2 separate regions of the Mus musculus genome follow, and region 2 is linked to region 1. Evidence: chromatin loops called from intact Hi-C (ENCODE). Cell type or tissue: heart. All regions are shown on one strand. Each heading gives the region's core, and the rest is flanking DNA. Links, peaks and the distances in the headings are about the cores only. Region 1 has its middle 17 kb from the start of Snora47. Region 2 holds the start of Wdr41 (WD repeat domain 41).

Evidence for each region. A loop is a pair of places that touch in the nucleus more often than their neighbours do. Peaks named below come from ENCODE experiments on the same cell type or tissue, not always from the same donor. Only the 100,000 strongest peaks of a DNase experiment are listed, where the experiment ranks them.
Region 2: it touches region 1 in a loop (4-fold over the local background); 2 of 42 quality-filtered maps call a loop at or near these places.

What each region holds. Positions count from the first base shown.
Region 1 is chr13:95,346,048-95,348,959 of GRCm38, forward strand. No RefSeq gene overlaps it. Among named protein-coding and RNA genes, the nearest start is that of Snora47, 17 kb to the left of the region's middle. In heart, for the core only: a CTCF peak has its summit at 1,146 (motif pointing left); no DNase peak of the experiment used is centred there.
Region 2 is chr13:94,974,534-94,977,414 of GRCm38, forward strand. Wdr41 (WD repeat domain 41) reads left to right here and starts at 1,811. Exons shown (of 14, transcript NM_172590.3): 1 at 1,811-2,056. The coding sequence starts at 2,006. In heart, for the core only: no CTCF peak of the experiment used is centred there; a DNase peak (open chromatin) is centred at 1,798; H3K4me3 peaks cover 1,363 bases; H3K27ac peaks cover 1,095 bases.

The DNA.
Region 1 (2,912 bases), core at 139-2,638:
TGCGCCTGCGCCTGCCTGACTAAGTGCAAGAGGTCAAAGGACAACCCACAGGAGTCGGTTCTTTCCTTCTACCAAGTTGGTCCTGATGGAATTCAGGTCACCAAGTTTGGCAGGGGCATCTTTACCTACAAAATCATCTCAGGCAGCTGGGATGGGGCAGTTTGGCTCCTGAGTCAGCAGCTGCCAGCTCGCTCCCCCTTGCTGCCCTGGCTACCTTGAACAAAAAGACTGTCATTCTAACAGACAACTGGGACCACCCTTATGCCAGCACCGAACATGATGAATATTCTGCAGATACCTCGGAACAGCTACACTATGCTGCCAGCTGATTCTCCCTAGCTGTGACCGAGACAGCTGAGCAATAAGTCAGGCTATGCTGGCCCATTTAATGGCAGCTTGACACAAACTGGGGTCACCTGAAAGGAGGAATCCTCAACTGAGGAAATACCTTCAACAGATCTGGCTGTAGGTCATTCTCCTAATTAGTGATTGATGCAAGGAGGGTCCAGCCTATTGTGGGTAGTGCTATTCCTGAGCTCGTGGTCCTGTGTTCTATAAGATAGCAAGCTGACCAAGCCAGTAAACAGCACTCCACACACGCCCTACCCGCGGCCTCTACATCAGCTTCTGCCTCCAGGTTCCTGCCCTGTTTGAGTCTCTGCCCTAACTTCCTAACTTTCTTCAGTGATGGGCTATGATGCGAAAGTATAAGCCAAATAAATACTTTCCCTCCAACTTGCTTTCGATCTTCTTCTTCTTCTTCTTCTTCTTCTTCTTCTTCTTCTTCTTCTTCTTCTTCTTCTTCTTCTTCTTCTTCTTCTTCTTCTCTTCTTCTTTTCTTCTTTCCTCCTCCTCCTCCTCCTCCTTCTCCTCCTCCTTCTCCTCCTCCTCCTCCTCCTCTTCTTCTTCTTCTTTATCATAGCAAGCCTAAGTAACCCTAAGACACAGACCAAGAAGGAGATGGCCTATTGCTTGGCACTGGAACTGGTGTCAGTCCTCGTGGTATTATGGATACTGATAGAACCACAGTCAGGCTGTGCGAAACAGTTTGAGCTAGATTCTTCGCTGCAGTAAGCCTAGAAATCTAAATAACCTTGGAACTATTTCCACCTTGGCTAGAGGAGTAGAGCGCCCCCTGGTGGCCTAACAGAAAGAGCGGTAACTGGTGCCTAGAGAAGGCTCTGGTTGTTTCACATCCAAAGCATCCTTGACTGGTGCTGAGGCAAGGCTGACTGTCCAAAACAAACGGTGATGATGCACACACTCCACAGCTGTTCAAGCAGACTACTCAGGCTCACTCAGCATGTCAGCAGAGAGGCACTATCCCTTGCTGCCCCATTTCTGCTGCAAAGCAGCCCCAATAATAGGCTTAGTCAGAATGGTCTTATCCACTCTCAGTTTGAGCTTGGGTGTGGGTGGGCAGGATAGAGGGAGGATAGCAGAGGCACCAGCACCTGGCTCATGCCACATAAGGCAAGTACCTTAGTGGGCCTAGCAGGAGCTGCACTGTGCATGTAATAAAGATCAGCATTTGGAGCCTGTGGACAGTGTGAGAGCGGCCAGGCTAAGAAGGAAGAAGAGGGCAGAGGAGACAGGGGATAGAGGAGAGGGGGAAGACGGGAGAGGGAAAAAACTGAGGCTAAAGGATTAAAACATTGTAAGGACCCAGAGAAGAAAAGCCGTGAGCCCCCAGTGCCAAGACTTCTAGGAAGCTGTTTGGGACCAAGAGTCTTAGACCACAGACTGAGAACTGTTATCACTGGCCATACTGGTTGGGAATGGGAGGGGACTTGCACAGGGATTGTGACATAGCTTCTGCCCACTCCAGTGGCCCACTGCTACCAGAGTCAGAGACCAGAACTCGGCATATTTTCTGCTGCGTCTATAGCTGAGGTTTACCCATTTAAAGACAAAGAACCGCCAGCCTGTTTTGACCTTGAAGGAAATAAAGCCCCCACCTTTTTTTCCCCTTTAATACAGGTAATGCTGCGGATCCACCCCAACTCCCCAGTAAGAACGACAAGCAAACAAAAACCCTCTTAAGTCGTAAGTTTTCTAATTCTTAAAGTGCTGAGTCACAGATACAACTTAAGTGCCTAGTGCAGTCTCTCACACACTCAATGTGCACTGCATCCCAGCCATAAATGACCCAGGACCTGCATCGCATCCGTCCTGAGCTAGGCGGGCTGAAGGACCAGCTGTGACAAACTCTGACAAGATTTGCTGCCCTCCAGCTCTACACAGCACTCCCAGAAGGTTTGAGGATTTGCTGTACAGACTCTCCAAGTCTCCAGCCTTCCTCTTCACCCTTCAGTTACTTATCCTGCTGAGGGTGAGGCAAGGAAAGCCTTTCCCAAGGAGTTGGGGTGCAGGCACGCATGAGACTCTGGACTTGATTCATATATAAAAATAATGAAAAGGAGATAGAAAGCTGCATAACCCTTGGATCACTAATAATTCAATGTGTGCCTAAAGCAGTGGCCGATTTCCCCAAGTGTTTGGAAGTCTGTATTTGAATGGATATAGGTAGTAGAGATGTAGTGTAGCATGGTTACCTAGGCAACGGTTACTTACGCAGTATCCACTGCCTCTCCTCTGGTGTCCACCAAACCCCAAAAGTATTCTGACAGCAACATGCTCAGCCCCAACTGATGGCTCACAGATGGCTTAAGCCAACTGTGACCACCTGTTGCTTGTTTTTAGTAAGTCTCTTGGGGACATGAAGAAGTGGGCAGTGTCAGCCTGAGGTCCCTTGCTTTCCTGACACAAAAGAACTGGCATCTAGCACCATTCTTGTCCCATTCTCCCTTAGACAGGACTATGGCCAGAGTTCCAAAAGTCACTTTGCCACAAGCCAAAAAATATGACCAAGCAGGAAGACAGTAGGCACAGCCTGGGCCTGACGGGCAGGT
Region 2 (2,881 bases), core at 382-2,881, 370 kb before region 1:
CACTGATGGCCGACTAGGCCATCTTCTGCTACATATGCAGCTAGAGACAGGAGCTCTGGGGGGTACTGGGTAGTTCATATTGTTGATCAACCTATAGGGTTGCAGATCCCTTTAGCTCCTTGGTTACTTTCTCTAGCTCCTCCATTGGGGGCCCTGTGCTCCATCCAATAGCTGACCCTGAGCATCCACTTCTGTGTTTGCTAGGCCCTGGCATAGTCACACAAGAGACAGCTCTATCTGGGTCCTTTCAGCAAAATCTTGCTAGTGTATGAAATGGTGTCAGCGTTTGGAGGCTGATTTTGGGATGGATCCCTGGATATGGCAGTCTCTAGATGGTCCATCCTTTCGTCTCAGCTCCAAACTGTGTCTCTGTAACTCCTTCCATGGGTATTTTGTTCCCAATTCTAAGAAGGGGCAAAGTGTCCACACTTTGGTCTTCATTGTTCTTGAGTTTCATGTGTTTTGCAAATTGTAACTTATATCTTGGGTATTCTAAGTTTCTAGGCTAAGATCCACTTATCAGTGAGTACATATCATTTGAGTTCTTTTGTGATTGAGTTACTTCACTCAGGATAATGCCCTCCAGATCCATCCATTTGCCTAGGAATTTCATAAATTCATTCTTTTTAATAGCTGAGTAGTACTCCATTGTGTAAATGTACCACATTTTTTGTATCCATTCCTCTGTTGAGGGGCATCTGGGTTCTTTCCAGCTTCTGGCTATTATAAATAAGGCTGCTATGAACATAGTGGAGCATGTATCTTTCTTACTAGTTGGAACATCTTCTGGATATATGGCCAGGAGAGGTACTGTGGGATCCTCCGATAGTACCATGTCCAATTTTCTGAGGAACTGCCAGACTGATTTCCAGAGTGGTTGTACAAGCTTGCAATCCCACCAACAATGGAGGAGTGTTCCTCTTTCTCCACATCCTCACCAGCATCTGCTGTCACCTGATCTTAGCCATTCTGACTGTTGAGAGGTGGAATCTCAGGGTTGTTTTGATTTGCATTTCCCTGATGATTAAGGATGTTGAACATTTTTTTCAGGTGCTTCTCAGCCATTCGGTATTCCTCAGATGAGAATTCTTTGTTTAGCTTTGAGCCCCATTTTTAATGGGGTTATTTGATTTTCTGGAGTCTACCTTCTTGGGTTTTTTATATATATATTGGATATTAGTCCCCTCAAACTTTGATTTCTATGTGCCAACTAGAGATTGCTTTTCCTAGTCTACATTTTCAAAAGTGTCCAGGTAATTTTTGATACGAAGCCAGGTTGTATAACCAGTCGTGTAACTATTAAGAAAATTTAGAGGCTGACATAGAATGTTTGGAGCTAGAAATGTCGCTCCATGTTTCAGCAGCACAGCCAGGGAACGGATTCCTTCGCTTTATACTTCCTGCTTTGGAAGACAGTCCAGGCAATGTGTAAGAACCGGTTTTGAAGTTTACCGAGCAAGTCTTAATTCCATCATGGCCACCTGCTGGCTTTTATCTTTAGACACATTACTTAATCTTTAAGCGGGTCAGTTTCTTGGTCTGTAAAAAGGGAGGCGTTAGGGTTTGGTACAGTCCTTATTCTGTGGCACACAATGTTGGCTGCTTGGTGTACAAGAACGCCACTAGATTCGTCCAGGAGCAGAAGTCTACTGCAGGCACACCCTCTCCATCTGGCTGTTGGGAAACCAGGAGACTTGCTAGTGTGTTTAAGGGGCGCCGTAGCTACACAGGATTTAGACAAGCGCTGGTCCTGCGGCGACATGGCCGCAGCGCACGCCCACTAGGGGGCGCCCGAGCGACCTGAGCTCTTGCGCCAACCGCGCGGCGCCCACGCGCGTGCTCACTGGGGACGCGGAACCTCCGCCTCCGCCGTCGCGGCCTTCAGTGCGGGCGCCCCAACGAGACTTCTGTTTTCCCGCTGCCTCGCCCCAGGCTCACTCGGCCGCAGCCCCAGCACCTGCGCCGCGGCGGCCCTCGCTCCGTGGGCCGCGGACGCCCCGGCCCGATGCTGCGCTGGCTGATCGGAGGAGGCCGCGAGCCGCAGGGCCTAGCCGAGGTAATGCGCGGGGGCCCGGGGGCGGGGCCGGGGCGGGGCCTGCGGCGAGCGCCGGAAGCGGCTGCTCAGGGCCACCTGGCCTCTGCTAAGAAACTGGGACTTAACTACAAACCAGCAGGAGTGACTGCCACTCTTGATTTATTTGAACCGATAAGTCTTCTCAGCCGGGACTCGAATTTGCTTAAGGAACGTAAATTTAACTAGTTGCTTTCCGAGAAGCTAAGTGAGAAAATGATTTCTGTTTATTTAGTACATGTATGGTCTCATCGTCACATTGAAAAAATAATTTTGTCACCTTAAAAATGTTGACATCTGAAATTTACTTCATGTGCCACACAACAATTTGTGTTACACTTCCTTCCTTATAGGAAGCATTTTACAGTTTGGATTATTGCAAACTTGGCAGTTTTAACTTCCTCATAGCTTTGACATTGACACGTGATTTTTTTAAATCACTTATTTTATATAATTTGAAGTCCTTAGGGTTATGGAAGAATTGTGGATTATTGAATGGACACATAACATATATTTGACTATTTGCTTATTTAGTGAATACACTATTTTATTCAGTTCTGTCATACCTGGTAAAACTCTCACATAATTGAGTGACAGCTAGAAAAGAGACCAGATAAATGCAAAACCATCACCATGGGATAGCATGCTGGATCTTACGTTTTCTTTTCCACACAAAAGTACTTCAATTGTGTAACTGCCTTGAATATGTACACTATAAGAGCTGGTGATTTTTCCTAATGAATGAGAGAACATTACTTATGAATTACAGTCAGCCTTCCAGTCTAAGTGATTCTCAGTCCTGGGGTAATC